Regions from separate parts of the Mus musculus genome. Here region 1 is linked to region 2. A link is a loop called in an ENCODE intact Hi-C map of the cell type or tissue named here. Cell type or tissue: left cerebral cortex. All regions are shown on one strand. Links, peaks and the distances in the headings refer to the core of each region. The heading gives the core; the rest is flanking DNA.

What was found. Hi-C counts contacts between places; a loop is a spot of excess contacts. Peaks named below come from ENCODE experiments on the same cell type or tissue, not always from the same donor. Only the 100,000 strongest peaks of a DNase experiment are listed, where the experiment ranks them.
Region 1: it touches region 2 in a loop (4-fold over the local background); 3 of 42 quality-filtered maps call a loop at or near these places.

Annotation. Positions count from the first base shown.
Region 1 is chr12:49,476,453-49,484,799 of GRCm38, reverse strand. It overlaps 1810007C17Rik (RIKEN cDNA 1810007C17 gene), which reads left to right and starts at 3,938. Exons shown (of 3, transcript NR_045472.1): 1 at 3,938-4,270; 2 at 6,643-6,790; 3 at 7,581-7,807. In left cerebral cortex, for the core only: no CTCF peak of the experiment used is centred there; DNase peaks (open chromatin) are centred at 2,220, 3,449 and 3,972; H3K4me3 peaks cover 350 bases; H3K27ac peaks cover 1,638 bases.
Region 2 is chr12:49,396,227-49,404,573 of GRCm38, reverse strand. All of the region lies in intron 2 of 3110039M20Rik (RIKEN cDNA 3110039M20 gene), which reads right to left. Among named protein-coding and RNA genes, the nearest start is that of 3110039M20Rik, 11 kb to the right of the region's middle. In left cerebral cortex, for the core only: a CTCF peak has its summit at 3,534; no DNase peak of the experiment used is centred there; H3K4me3 peaks cover 2,428 bases; H3K27ac peaks cover 6,806 bases.

The sequences.
Region 1 (8,347 bases), core at 186-8,185, 80 kb before region 2:
GAGAAATATCTTTTTGCATCAAGTTGTATTCATTATATTTCATACAAATATAGCTCAAATTAAACATAAGCTTCTCAAATAGTACATATATATATATATGTGTATGTGTGTGTGTGTGTGTATGTGTGTGTGTATACACACTGTTCTATGTACTTTGTTTTGCAGGTGATCTGGAGGGAGATGTGGACTGCCATGTTTCAGGGAACCAACAGCATCCCAGATCCATTGTTCCCAAAGGAGATGAATCCTATCTGGGAATGCACTGGTGTGCTCTGCATGGAACGTGGAAAATAGCATATGTCACTACTGTACAGCACACAACAGACAATTATGATTCAACTGTCCAAATTATAATCAGTTTGACAAATGTCCACAAACGTCTTCATTCTATTTTATATTTTCCCTAAGACAAGGCAATCACACAACCAGACAATTCCATCAGGGAAGCTTGTTAGCTGCTTAGTCTGTTAAACCCTGGTTGCCATAGCATCTAGAGTTGAAAAAGCTGCAGATTGGCATGAAAAAGCATGTCGACAATTGCCCTGTCACAGCATGCAAGCCAGGTCTGCTCAAAGGCAGCACACTACAAGTTTTCTTTCCCAGTTTGCACTACCCCATGCTGTTTAATAATATCCATTTACTGGTATTGGGATTGATCTAGCGCAGTGTAAAATTCACATCTAGTGAGACTTTGCTTTTCACATGGAGTGAATTCTTTAACAAATGAGAATATGGCAATTAATTTAGAAATGTAATACTGTATGCCCTATAAGAAGTATATTTAGATTTAATAAAGAAACTGTCCAAAAAATTTAATGCACTGTTTTAAAGAGCACAATAGTTTTACTTGGCATCTTTTCAGTTGACTTTCTAGTCATTTCTAAAGCCTTGTTAGTCATACTTCAGTGATGACAGACAGCATTCAAATTACAGTAGTATATTTTAAACCATGTTTTAATCATACCATAGTCATTTCTTCTTCATATGCATGCTATAATTTAATTAAGGACATATATTTCTAAAATAACTATAATTTAATTAAAGATTAATATCATGAGCTCTGAAATTATAGTCTAGAGAGCAATGTGCATCAATTTTTTCCAGAGGGATCATATACTTAATGGTGATAAATTACCATGTATTAATAAGAAAACTTAGGTTTCTACCAATGGGAACTCAAACCCCTGCCAACTATCAGATTCATGTAGTCTATAGATTTTGAATAAAGTAATGTGTGTTTACAAACAACAGTTGTTAACTTACTGGAACTGTAAAAATCTTAAAAATATCTACTGAAATTTTGAATCTTGGTTAATTATTTCAATTAAGACATTTATAGTTATAATATTCAGACTTTGCCCATTACCTCTTGTCCTAATATTTCTTCAATTTAAGTTTTTGATTTCCACAAAGAACAGAATAATCTAAAAATATGCAACCCACTAAACCAATATGAGTTTCAAACAAAAGAATTTTTAGGTATTATCTACAATGCATTCTTTTTCTTTGATGCTCATTGCTTTGTTATTGTGGTATAACAAAGGCATTTTCTACTCTGTATTGAATGAGCTCTTCATTTTGAACTTTTCACATAAAAAATGTTGATCTGCAACACGAGAAAGTGATGAGCTGACAAGGAAATGCTGAACTGATGGTTGCTCTTCACATTCTGAAGCTACTGAACACCTTTTGCACTTTCTTCTTCTAAACAAGTTTGTCTATTGATATTTTCAATAGAATAATCAAAGCAAGAGGCCTTCAGTTTTATACATGCATGTACGTTTGCACATACTCGTGCACACATGCACACAAAACACACAAACACAACACAATACACACAATACATATACAACACACCAACACATACCCAACATACACAACAAATAGACACACACACAACACATACACAACACATACACAACACACACATGACACTCGACACATGCACACAAGTGAAAAGAGTGATACAGAGTAGACCTCTTCAATCAGTAATGTTAAGTCCCTAATTTTCTAGGAATCCTCAAAATAAATCTCAAAATCTTGACATAAAACTTGGTTCACATATGGTGTCCATGAATGTGTTTTCTTATACCACATCTTCCAGGTTTTTTTTTTTTTTAAGGAGGAAAGCTGTTTACTTGTTAAAGGTCTTTTTATAAGCTTTGATGACTCAAAAACACCTTCATTTTAACACATGGAATTTGGCAACGAGCATAACCATGCTACCATTTGAAAGACTTTGATATTTTGAAAAGAAGAAGATTAAAAACATCAACGATTGAGAATAAGTTGGCTCCGATGTCTAGAACAAAAATTTCCCAAGTATGAATTTTAATGTGAAGACTTACTAGTGAAACGTATCTGCCAGAATAACATAACCTATCAAAGCCCTAGTTATTGCAAATAAATAACAGCCAGTAGTGCCACAGACTTTACCCTGGTGTCACAAGATAAAATATGGGACCAAATTGTGGCAAAGAAGAGATGGCAGGTTGCTACATAAATGTTCATATAAAATGAAAAAGAGTGGAGATATCATATCTTCTCATTACATTTTTCATTTTACATTTTACATTTATATTACATAATTATATTTAACATTGGGTTTTTTTGTTATTTTTTCCAATTTCTTTCATTTACACTCAGTTTGCCACAGAGCAGTTCACACTGGTTTAAAACAGGGCACTACCTCTGATCTTGACTTAGGACACACATACTTTTCTACATAACCTAAAGCCTGGCCTCACAGAAACCTAAACAGATTTCCACAACTCAGAGTTCCTTACCTACAACCACAACAGCACACAGCTCTTTGTAATCCCAAGGTTATCTCTTGACAATGATTTGAAAACATATGCTATCTTTGTATCCAGCCTGCGTTCATATTGTGCATTCCCAATATATTTTAATTAATTATGTATGAACTGCATTTTCTTTTTACACCTGGCTGATTCTCTGTTTATTCTTGTATTTTAATATAAGAAAATAGTCATGCATTTCAGTTCTTTAGAACATGTTCATTAGATACAATGACTAATACAGATATGCTCTATAAACAATCTCATTTTGGCCAGAGACAAATTTTTAATTGATATTCTACAAAGAAAATGTCAATAATCTTAAAATTCCATAAAAAGAGAAAAGGGAAAAACAGTCTGACTTGTGATCAGAGGGAGTATTTTGCCATGACATGATTCTTTTCATGGTAAAAATATCACAGTTAAAGATACACCACACCACAATGTTTTATTTCTTCAAACATCCAAGTGACTTTAATTTCCCCAGTGAAGCACTGGCTTAAAAGGAATGTAAGTTTCGTCCAAACACTCGCGTTCTTGGGTGAGGCAGTTCTTGCTTCTCTGGGTGATTTTGCCTTGTTCTGAAATTGTCTTCACCTGACGCAGAGCGCATTAACTGCTAGATAGGCATCACACTGTCTGTCTCCATGCTGTAGCATACAGCCGTGAATTTGCTACGATCTGTTTAATCAGCAGTGCATTGATTTTCCCGCAGCTTTCCTTCATTTTAGCCCCATAGCAGGCTTCTGTAATTTCCTTTGGACAAAGTGTAACCAAACTGTGCTAAGTGATGTTGATTTGCAGGCAAAAGTAAAGGGGTAAATATAAATTAACAAGCTATAAACATTTTACAAGTGGGGAGTCAATAAAAACAGTGTCTGCAGTTTCTTAAAAAAAAAATGATTTGAAGCAGATTGTTAACAAAGGTGTCCAAAGAAACTGACATGAGTCTGAGAATAATTTTTGCGCTTTGTGATTAAGAATTGATCAGTCTAAAAGCCTCAGATGCTACTGAATCACCCATAAGCTGCTGGCCTGAAAAGGCTCAGCGGGGGCTGGTATTTGTTTGTTAAACTCCCATGATTCCAAGTAGATAATTGGTCTGTGAAGTTCATGGCAGAATCTGAATTTGCTTTCTTGCTTCCCAGCTGGCTGAGCACTGGTTTATAGACTTGTGTGTACAAATTTAGCCAGCAGCAAACCTCACATCTTTAATATAAAAGGTGTTTTGTTGTGTTTTTCAGGTGCTGAGTGAAAAGCCCACACTGCAGAAGCTCATTAAAAGGGCCAAGTTACAGTACAGGTTTATTTCTGTCACAGCGTTTCTGAAAACAGTGACAAGGATTAATATGTTTCTTTAGTACTGGAAAAAGCCTGACGCAATCCCTTGTGAATTTGATCATCTGTTTCATTGCCTGTAGAAGATTCAGCTTCCTATTATATCTGAAAGTTACAGCTGTAAACTACTACTGGTAAGGATTCATAAGCTACTGCAGAACCCTGGGGCAGAGCTAATTGTTTTATTAAACATTTGCTAATTTACTTATTATTTATTTCATATCTCACCCTTATAGTCATTTACTACTCTTCCTCAAAGTCAAGAGTGTCTTAGTTCCTTGGTTGCACAGAGCAAATAGAGACACAGTGGTTTAAATTTCAGTGAGTTTCAGTAAAAGTTCTATGGACCAGTGTGTTGGAGAAATATCCAGTTTACATATTTTATTTAAGAAAAGGTAACATTTTACGGACATCAAAATGTAATTTTCTTATTAAAAATATTAATGACATGAATATATACTTTCTGTTCTGACGAGTTGTGTAACACTGGACATATTAATTTAATTGGTGGATGCTATATGTCTAACAAGACTTGCCATGTGACATATGCAAACTTTAGAAAAGTGTAAAATATACCACAAAATGTTTGTTTTACAACAAATTAAATCTATTTGATATTTTTTAAAACTAAAAGTTTTAGTAATGTGCAATTATCTATAATAAAACAAATATGCTTAGGAACTGAGAACTTTTTAGCCTCCTCCTCCATCTCTTATGCTCATTGAGGAATGTCTATTCCTTCCCCTTTTCTTCTATTTTGAAGACAAATGCAGAATTCTAATATTCAACACAAAAACGCATATTTAACATAGTTTCAAATGCTATAAATTCAGAACATGCAAATGTAAAGGTTTAAATGTACAGCCCCCTGTGTCAAAATCCCTCCTCACACTTTCACCCACACTTTATTAGTAGTGTCACTGATGTCAAATTGAGTGGAATGAAGAAGCTTACAGAAGTTGTGTTTCTAGTTTCCTATATCCACAGACATTTATCCCATATTTGATTCTAAATAGAGAATAGAGCTACCTTGTTGTCCTCAAAAACTAAAAATGAAATCAAAACAGCAGTGAAAGACCAGCCAAGAAAAACACACTCTATCCCTCGTGTGCTACCTCTTTCTGTTTCTACCAACAAAATCTTTTGCTTTGTGTTTTCCATCAACAGTGTCCATAATAGCAATAACAAAATAATTGTTAATATGATCATGTATTTCAACATGTCCGACTGACATCATGTGGTACTGTGTGTCAGGCACAGCTACACAAGGAGACCATGCATCATGTTACAATGGCAGCCACTGCTTTGTACTGAAGGGCCACATAATCTGCAAGCAAATTTGTTCTCAGAGTAGAATGTGTCTCCAGCGTTAATAATTAGAATGAACACACCACGGATGGTTCAGTGGATACAGCTGCATCATTCCCTGATGAGTTTCATCCCTTGAGTTGTGCTATTATATTTCACGTCCATACCTAATGGCAGCATAGTTATTTCTATCTATAGTATTTCTTTCAATGTTTTTGTAAGATTTCCCTTACGACCATGACTCAGTGAAAAACATTTTGGCCACATGGTAGGCAGTATTTCCTTCAGTTGTGAACACTGATGGTTGCATCATTATTGCATATAACATGTTTCTTATGACCTAAAGCCTATAATAATGACTTCCATGCATAGCGCTATGGATAATTTGTACATAGATATCATTTTAAATGAATTCAAAACATATGATTTGATGTTGTATCTTTAAATTTAATTCTTTGAGTACACAAACATACATTCTTAAAAGACTTGTTCTTTTTACTGAATTGTGTAGGTGTTTTGCCTATGTGTATACATGTGTACAATGTGCATGCCTGATACCTACAAAGGTCATAGAAAGGTAATGGATCTCCTGGAACTGGAATTACAGATGATTAGCCTCCATGTGGGTACTTGGAACCTAATCGTGTTTCTTGCAAGAACACCAAGTGCTCTTAACCACTGAGCCATCTCTCTATGAACCCTTTTGCACATTTTTATTTTCAAAGAGACACATATATCTTGGTTAACATTTTTAAGTTGTTATGTGTATCACATTAAATAAAAAATAGTGTTATTTTATGAGTGAACAAACAATTCACAACAAGAATATTAATTTAACAACAATTAAAAGTCAGTATTCTTTGGTATCAATAGTTCACACTGAAAGTTTTTAATTCCAGGACTTCTAAATACTTATGTGATTATCAAAGTTTTATTGGCTAGGTTGTTGACTCTTGTTCACGGGATAAGTCTCTTGTATGACTTTCAATCAACCTTTGACCACTCAGCACACGTTGACAACTCAGTATGTGCTCATTAAATTGAATTATTTAGTCATTCAATATATATGTTGTCTATCAATGTTGCCTTTACAGGTTTTTATCAATTCTTTACCTATATAGTAAAGGTGTTCCTCTTCAGGTAAGTGTTAATTATAATTGCAAATTATCACTGATTTTATTTATTGCATTTTCTAAAGGGAAATAATATCAATAGGAATTAAAAGCCAGAAAGTACTGTCTCCATATCATTTTAAAATGCTACGATACTTTTGTAAAAGGAGCTTAATATTAAAAGAATGGGAAAAATGTTGGAAATTCTAAGCATGACCCTCTTTTGTTGTCTTGGTAAGTCGATAAAATATAGATCCCTATGAAATATTAATAAACATGAGCATAAATACAAGAAGAATGCTATAAGGAATGATTGCTATAGATTTATGAGAACATTAATCAGCCACATCGTTCATTAGAAATTGCATATAAAAATATAATGTTTAAATTTTGCAGCTGCTTGATTTGAGTAGGTAAACATAGAGACCTTATATTTGCCATAGAAATTTATACCAAGAGAAGATGGAGATACATATGACTTATTCAAACACACCTTGACACTACTCTAGAGGTTAGCCAGTTAAAAAGAGCTAAATGTTTCAACTTGCAAAGAGAATCTTAGTTGACAAAAGAACAAATATTTTTCACATTCAGACTAGATGAACACACACAAAATCTTCCCTTGTTTACTTTGTACTAGTCACAGGTTTGGATTTTTGGTCATTTCCTTGTCAGTGTCTGCTCTCAGATATTAAATACTAAAAGAATGGGCATTAAATGATTCATAGCTGTATAAAAAGAATGAAGCAAATTCCTAAGATAACAAAATTTATGCTAGAGGTGTCAACCAGACACTTTAAAAAGTGCTGTTTCTTTAGAATAATTAATGAGTGAAATCTTTGTTAACTTCTCTGCCATTAAATGGTGGTTCCAAATTTATGTTGATTAATAAGACAGTGTCCTGGGAAACAAATCCAGGACTAAGTTTCATCCATGTAACCTTTACCTTTTCCTTAAGTGGAAATGATGCTTTGTTCCCTCAATTTCCTTTATTCTGAATCATACTGCACCTTTTCTCCCAAAGACATTCAATCCAGTGAGTCAGATACATGCTGTAATGTACTGAAGATACGTGCTGTAATGTACTGAAGATACATGCTGTAATGTACTGAAGATACATGCTGTAATGTACTGAAGAGGAGCTGCCCTGAGTTCAAACAACCTCTGAAAGTTAAAAATAAGTTAATGATTGATTGTCTATGAATAAAGAATGTTGCCGATCACAGTGTTTTGTGAAGACACTGAATAAAGTGAATGATCTGTGCTTTTTCATCTCATTCTCAAGCTTCTCCCGCTTTTTAAAAAGTTCCTTTATTCCTGAATACTAAACACATGACTCTATTCAGGCTGGGTTTTTTTTTTTAACATTTATACAAAGGATATGCATCCAATTAGCAAAGGTGTCATTAGTGCAGGTGATGTATCCAGGGAAATTTGATAATTACAATAACAAGAGAAGAATAAATATTTACATGTGGTATGTTTATGTGTATCTCATGGTCAAGCATAATGCCACAGATAAGGTACTTAAATTGAAACTACCTCTTTGTTCACCAATCACAGATTGTCTTTTTTGAAGACTTACTTGGAAATTGAAAAATATGATTATCTGACTAGTTGATTTTTTGTTGTTGTTGTTTGTTTTTCAAGACAGGGTTTCTCTGAATAGCCCTGGCTGTCCTGGAACTCACTTTGTAGACCAGGCTGGCCTCGAACTCAGAAATCCGCCTGCCTCTGCATCCAGAGTGCTGAGATTAAAGGCGTGCGCCACCACGCCCGGCTTGACTAGTT
Region 2 (8,347 bases), core at 308-8,307:
TCAGACAATTGAGTGTTTCCAATACCAGACACTTGAGAACAGAGCACGTGGTGAAACTACATGTTCCATTTTTGGTGTATATTTCTTTGTTGATTTATGTAATGTAGCTAATAATATGCAGCCTACCCTCGTTTTAAACAAACAAATGAACTTTTAAAAAGCTTTTCATAAGTTGCTAAGCAACTCCAAAGACACATTTTATTAATTTAACAAATAGCATTCAGATGACAAATCCTTAAAGAAGATTTCTACCTTTGTTCTTATAATAAATAAATAAATAAATAAATAAATAAATAAATAAATAAGGAAACCTCAGATCTCAGCAGGTACCCTCCTAGTTTTTCCCCTATCTAAAGCCTCAGGGCAAGTCCAAAGATGTTGCCTTCTTTGATTTTTTTTTTTTTTTTACTGTGCAAAACAGTAAATTTTTTAATTGAAAATGTTACTAAAATAAAACTTAAATCCCAGGACTTCCAGTGTAGAGATCCTAAATATTATCAGGCCTGAAGACTGTTTAACCTGGGTTCCAGTGATAGGTTGGATAGAAGAATTTGAGGTTGTGTGGGGATAAAATATGACTTGTAGGGGTGCTTAGTAGCATCCAGCAACTTTACCTACCAGATGCCAATGACACCCCAACCCCTGTAGTTGCTATAATTAACTTTTTTCTGTAGATAAAAACCAAAACATCTAGAGAGGATGGATACAGTAGGAGGACAAATTCACTCATAGTTGAAAATCGCTTTGAATGAATGTAGGTATAAATGCTAAATGCCAAACACAACTTGAGCCCAGCCAGTATCTCAATCTCAATCTCTCGGTCTCAGTCTCTAGCAATATCTCAAGATTTATTCCCACACATCTACATCAGTCCTCTCCATGGCTGCTGGTAGTGAAGAATAAGTGGGAAGTAATATGATTCTAGGGTAATATAGCTCTCTATGTATTTGAATATATGCTCATGTTTGGGTTTATCATTTCAGTGTACACAAAGAGTCAGGGATTCGATGTTAACTTTAATGAGAAGCCTTTTCTAGCAATATCATGCTCCAGAATTTGACCTGAATCTTTTCTTATTCCTCTTACATTTTCTTTATGTTCGGTATTTAGATAGAATCATTCAAAAGTAAGTATGAGAGGGTTGAAGAGATGGCCCAGAAGTTAAGGGCAAATGCTGCTCTTCCAGAGAACCCTGTCTGGTTCTCAGCACCATGTTGTATGTAGCTCACAGCCGCTTGTAACTCCATCTTCAGAGAGATCTGTATTCCTCTGGCTTCCATGTGTACCTTCATTCACGTGAACATGCTCCATGCATACAACTAAGTATTAAAAATTTTATAGAAATGTGCCAATAATAAGGGTCCTGTAAGTTTTGCTACACATTCATCTGTGTGTTGATTTTTCATATCCCACACTCAATACCACCTTATTCCTCACATACAAACAGCTTACATGCTCCCAGTCCTCACATGTGACGTATGAAGGACAAATTTATTTTACATGAAAAATGGTCCTAATTAATCCTTCCTTTACTTACAGTATTATATTTCTGTTTAAAAATGGCAGGACTACAAATTTATGTGAGGCAATCATTTTCTGACTGTCTTCACTATGCCAGACACTGAACATTGCTTGGTAGCTATTTCTATCAATTTACATTTCATTATTTATGCCCAACTAGATTGTAAGTTCCCAGAGGATAGGAACAGGTTTTATCTGTATCCCTCTGGCACCTTTTAATAATGATGCTAATAAATATGCTTTACATTTGATTAGCAATTATAACCTTTCAAATTAGTTTCATGCTTATTAGCTCATTGGTTATATAATTTCACTATTTTACAATCAATGAGAGTGGGACCTAAAATGCTCTAGGGAACAGTCCATGGATTACACAATTGGTGCTCAGTAGAATATGTTCTTAATATATATCGACTGACTGAATTTAGACTTACAAATTTCCAAACCTAAAATTGCTTGCCTGGTTATAAAAATATGTTTATGATATTCAAAAGATAAGTGTTATTCTAAAGAACAAGAATCATTAAATGATGCAAAAGACACAACAAAGAAAGTGAGTCAGTTTAAAAAGTGTCCAATTGTAATAGAGCAGCAGGAGAAGGTAAGAAATCTTGTCGTTTCTATGAGAGATTAACTTCCTTTTGCAAGGTATTCTTCACCTCTTATTAAAGAAGTAAATTTGTTTTCAAAAGACAGCAAAATGTAAAGGAAATGCCTTAAGATTAACTTCATCATCCTAAAATTCAAAGCATATATATATATATATATATATATATATATATAACCAAGAAAAATATTTCCAAAACTTTAGCCGCTCCCCTTGGGGGCATAGCTTCATAAATAACACCAAGATAACACATATGTGTTTATCTGCCTTTCAGCTGAGTAAGGAAAAAAAAAAACTGCACCCTCAAAGTGAGGGCATCCTGTCTAAGGAAGCCATCCCTTACCCAGCCATTTACTGGGAAGGCTTAAGTGCAGACACTGGTCTAGGCCCCAATGAAGGAAGAGGTCTAAACCTCAGCTGCTGGTGTGAATCCTGGGCCCGCGGTGGAGAAAGGGGCAAGTGAAAAGGTCTGAAAAGTCAGAAGTGATTTCCTTCTCGTTGGGCCTTTTCTTTCAGCCTTGAGCTCCCTTCTGCTCACTTAGGAAGTGAAGGCATTTAAAGAAAGCCGAAACTATATATAAACAACTGGAGAGGAAAAGTTTAAGACATCACCACCAGCCAGGAGGAAGGAGCCTCCCGGTGCCCAAACCACCCTTCAGCCACGTGACTGTTGTGAGAAGAGAGAGAGAGGAGCGAACCCCCCAGGCCGGGGACCGGGCTGGCCGAAGGTCCGGTGAGGACCTGCGGAGGAGGGGCGGTGCCGCTAGACGACCGAGAAGCCCGCCGCCGGAGGGTTCCAGGCCCCGGCGGCGTCGCCGCAGGCCTTCTCCGGGCGCCCGCTCCGGCCTTTCCCAGCGGTTCCTCCTTGCGGAGCCCCGGGCACGCGGCCGGAGGGTCTCCCGGCACTTGGCAGACAGCGCCAGGCGCCTTAGCGAGCTGCGTCCGAGCTCGGGGAGCCAGGGCTGGAGGATGGCTGGGTTCCGCCGCGAGGGTCCTTGGGTCCAGGGACCGTCCAGCGCCAACAGGCCGGGCCGGGAGGCTCCCCAAGGGCCGCGAGGAGAGCGCGGAGGCCCGGCCGGACCGTGGAGCCCGGCGCCCTGCTTCCCGAGGCGCGGTAGAGCGCAAGAGCGCGCGGGCTCGAGTCGCGCCACGCTTTTCAGTCTAAACTGGGAAGAAGATTGTTCCCGAGGTTTTGTTTATCCAGAGACTGAAAAGGGAGAAACTCAAGTCTGTTGGCGTCTTCCCTCGCCCCGCCCTACCCTGAATTAGTTTTGAAAAGCCTGCCCAGCGCAGGAGGGGATGGAGGGAGCAACCCCTTTCCTTTCAGCAACCCTCTCTCTCCCGCCCTCAGTCTCCACACACCCTTCACTAGCTCGGTTCAGGAGTTCGCACAAAGTCCGCCAGAGGATCGCCAAGAGCCCCTATTAACTAAGCCCCAGTAGATGATTGGCTTATGAAAATGGAAGTAGAAAGTCGCTTGCTTGTCACGGTATAATTAAAAATCACTCCCCTTACTAGTCTTAATAGTCAGGGCACTTCCACCACATTGTTTATAAGCTCCGGTAGGATCTAAAGTGAGAAGAGATTCCAGACGAAGTTGCTACTACAAATCCTCCACCTCAGTATTATAGAAACTTCACTTCCATTCCCAAAGGCCAAGCCTAATGACCCCAGGGGTCTGCCAATGGGTCTGTTGCCTGCTTACCTGGAAAGGGAAAGCAGTCAGGGCTCAGAATCTGAACTCAGTATCCTAACTACATGTGGTTATTGACAAAGGGAGGGGGAGAGTGGAGGAGGGAAATGGAAAGGAAAAACAGGGGGAAAAATGTGTTCATTTACACATTTCCTGTGCAGAACAAAAAAGTCCCACCATCAGCAAAAGAAGCCTTTTCCTCCAAAATAGCAGCCAAAGAGGGAAAATTAGAATATGCATAAAACTCCTTCATTTTCATTTGCACAGAGCATGATTTCCGGCACATTCGATGTAAGCTGCGCGATTAATCCCATCGCCTAAACAGTATTTCACTTAGCATCTTTCCAAAACTCACCTAAAGAAAATTACCATCTTCCCACGACCCTTTTTGAGGTACCATTTCCTAGTGTGTCTGCCAATGAGAATTCCCTTGATGGGGTTATAAGTTGGGGTTTCCTAGCCATCCTTTCCTCATTAACTGCGCTACTACACCAGAGCCCCATTTTCCTGAAAGCTAGCTGCCGGCTGTGAAGCCAGGGCTGGAAGCCACAGCCTAATGGAAAGTGTGTTTTAAAAGACAATAAACATGCATTTTTTTTATCCTCTTGCGTCCTGAAAAATCTTTCAAGTTAGCAGTAACCAAGACCTTTGCACATAGACACCTCTGAGCATCTGCCTGTCCTCAAGAATAAAAGAGAATTGCACAACCTTACTCAGAGCAATGCTGTGCCTCGCAAATATTCAGCCAATGGAGCCACTAAATCCCCACAGCATAACCTTCATGTTTTGTTTTGCCAGTTACAACAGATCTGGTTGCACCCTCCTTGAAAAAATTCTTTGTTGGGAAAAACCGTTAGCAACATTTGAAACAATTCATTCTTTTTGACCTGGACTTACTCCTGCCTGTGAAAATGTATGTTTCTTTTATTTAATAGAGTGTGAATAATGGATGGAATTTGTATGTCTTGGCTTACTGCTAAAAGAAAAGCTTCATTCCAGGAAACTCAACTCTAATTCTTCACTCCTCCATGTCCCAGTATGGAAGAAAAATCTATATTTGCTCACAATATAAAGATGCATCTGCAAAGATTTCCTTCAGTATCTGCAGATTTCAAGTAAATCTCAATTACCAGTACTTTAAAAGAAATGCTAATATTTATTTGACTTTTAATTTGCATGAAATAAGCAATGCTTGGTACATTTAGTTTGGCATACATTGGATATGAATAAGCATTTAAATATATGGTTTCTGTTGACTAAAAATTTATTAAGGTATTGGGCTATAGAAGCTTATTAATTTAATTAAATAGGTTTGTAAACTTTACAGGCACAAGAGTATCTGCATACTGGTAACACTAAAATAAATGCTTTCAGTTTTTATTTACATCAAATATCATCACCAGAGAATCATTAAATGTAGTTATTCTCAGTTGCACATTCCAGTTTTGGTTCAGAAGTTCTCAGTCATATAAAATAAAATACAAGATATTAGAAAATAAGTTCTTCCAAAGCCATATTTAGTGAGTATATGTAATCGAATTGAGAGCCATGTTTTAGTAATGATCACTTCCCTTAATTTTCTTACTGAAACAAGTGATAGTTCTATTTCTTAATAAAAGGCACAATTCTTAATAAAAGAACCATGGTAACAAAATATCCTCCTTAAGACATTATTTTGATTGTAATTAAATATGAGATGTTCTTGTTTTATTTTAAGTTGCAGAAGTATATTTACAGAGGAATTGGGGTGAATTCAGTGGGCTATTAAACTCCAAGCATTGAGAAATTCTGAGGTGCCACTGAAATGTGGATCTACTAGCACCCAAATCTGCCACATCCCACTGCAGACGTACAGAGATGCATGAGAACTGAACATCACTGCAGTGAATTTATTCTCCGAAATGAAAGCATCTCTTTCTTTGCTGAAATTTAATGAAATAACGTTCTCACAAACTGGAAATGTTTTCATTAAAATGAAAAGGCTATGAGGAAATGTAAAAGGGTGCTCAGTCTCCTTCCATAAACAGCAAAGATCACAAAGAACTAAAGCAATGGGGGCTGTGCCTGTCCCCTCCCTTGCTTCCTTCTTTTAATATTTCTGTTGTGGATTGTGTGTTCACTGAGGTTTGAAGGAAATATCTCACATAAATAAATAAATAAATAAATAAATAAATAAATAAATAAATAAATAAATAAATGTTTCCAGAACACAAACTGGCTACTGATATTTATGTCTTTGTTTTTGTTTTCTGTTTGTTTGTTTACCTTTTTAAGAGTCTAGGGTCTGCTTTATTGTACATTGCTAGGGTCACATGCATGCAGCTAATCTTACACCAATCCATCCTGTGACTCAGATCTCTCTTCATGTGGCCATAGGTGCTGAACTGACAAGGGATTTCTACCTTAGTGTCTGTTTTCCTTTCCCACAACTGCCCTTCCTCTCCTAACCAGCTGCCCTCTCTTCTCAATAAAAGGGGGCAATAATAAACCACCTGCTTGAGAATTAACATGTGTCTGAATGCCAAATGCTAAAATGCTAAATGCCAAATCTAACCCCATACCTTTTAATTCCTTCATTTTATTTCATTTCCCTTTTTGTGGAGGGTGAAAGTGGTGTTCAGTAGACAGGAAGAATATTAGACTGAGATGATGTTAGAGTAGTTTAAGTGTAGACCTACTAACAGACTTTTTCCACCTAGGACTGAGCTACCATTTGCTCAACCAACATGGATAGATGCCAGAGAAGCATCTCTTGTACATGGAGAAATGGGTTTTGCTTTCCTAGCTAGACCACGGGCGAAGACTACTACCACTAAATCTACTTTCTTTAATCTTCTTTACATCTGCCTGTTCCTAAAGCAATCAAAAGAATTCATTCTGGGGTGGGAAGAGATACTGATGCTAAGATGCTATGTCTAGCTTTACAGAGTAGATCCATGATCTCTGACTTCACTGGACACTTAAAACTCTTATTAATTTCCTTGGCTTTGTGAACATAGTTTCTAAATACCATGACTTTGCTACTGACCATAAGTGATCTAGGGAGATGATACCCTAGTCCTCCACTCAAGAACCCTTCACATGTCTACCTCTGTTCCAGACTGCTTTAAGAATGACATACATCTTCAGGGGAACATGTCCATAGCCACGATGGAGTCTGAATATAGAAGCACTCAGTAACATTTACCAGGACCTACTAAGGGAGTCTTTCTTCAGAAACTTGAGTTTATCTAGACAGAAATCATTCGTGAGCAAAACATGAACTTGGCTGAATGCTCAACCTCCCATGTAACATAAATCTAAGGCTGAAGTGGGTTTGATTTTCTTCCTGCTAGCCTTAGAATTATTTTAAGTTAACTTCTGCTATGGAACTTAAGTTTGTCATTATTAATAGTTTATTTGGCAACATTGTTGCAGGTTTGTTACTTTTCTTGTTGTGGTTGTTATAGTATTCACTGGGAGTTTAGGAAGATTAGTCAGATTAATTAGTTTATTGGTAATTTAAGGCTGAGAACTAGTAATTAAGCCCAAACTATAAATGATCATAGATGATTCATAACGATGTAGAATTTAGAAGGAAGAAAATCTAAATTTTGGACACCAAGTTTTTGCATCTGTGAAATAACGAGGACTTGGGAGATCAAGACTATGATAACTGATATATATTTTAGTCACCCAATCACTCCCCCCCCCAGATTATCAGTAATCTGTTTGATAGACTTACAAACCATTTTTTTAAAGCAGAGAACAAAGATGTGATGAATGACCCCCATGTCACCAGATTTTTCACATGGATTCCCTGTGCTCAGGACCATCCTAGCATATAAGATCTCTCCCCTCCAAATCAGCCTTTTCCTTCTCTCTGCTCCTCTTATGATTCTCTCTGAAAAGGAAGCATACTGTAAGACAAGGAGACAAACTCACCCCTCTCAGGGATGCTCTATGGAATAGAAACCCAGCAGTGAACTTTTCCTTACAATAAGTTCCTGCTCTTTCAAATATAATTAATGTTTTGATAGTATAGTTCTTTAACTACACATATACACATAAAAACAGGCGCACCCTCTAGTTTTGCTGTTTGTACATCTAAAACCAAAATGGATACTTTCTTTCAGTGGCTCTTAAAATACTTCTAGTCCATCAGCACATTAAGATAACTATAATTCAAATATTATAAATTTTTGTTAAATATTATTTAATAACAAAAGATATTGTGATATAATCTGATACAGAAATTTACTACATACCAGGCAAAATCTCCAAGCCCCTATTTATCTTTTGAAAATTTAATAATGGAAGCAGAATTTTAGTATCTTTATTTTATCTACGTGAGGTTTAATTGACAAATGTGTATGAAAAAAACTAGTAACTATAATATCAAAGTTTAGTGAGTTTGTTAAGACTTTGTCAAATACCTCAGCTCTCTGTTTTAGGTCAATTAGTTCAAAAAGTTGCTAGTAGTTATGCATAAACAAAAGTGACATAGATGGTCAGAAACACATATACACAGATATGTAGCTAAAAGT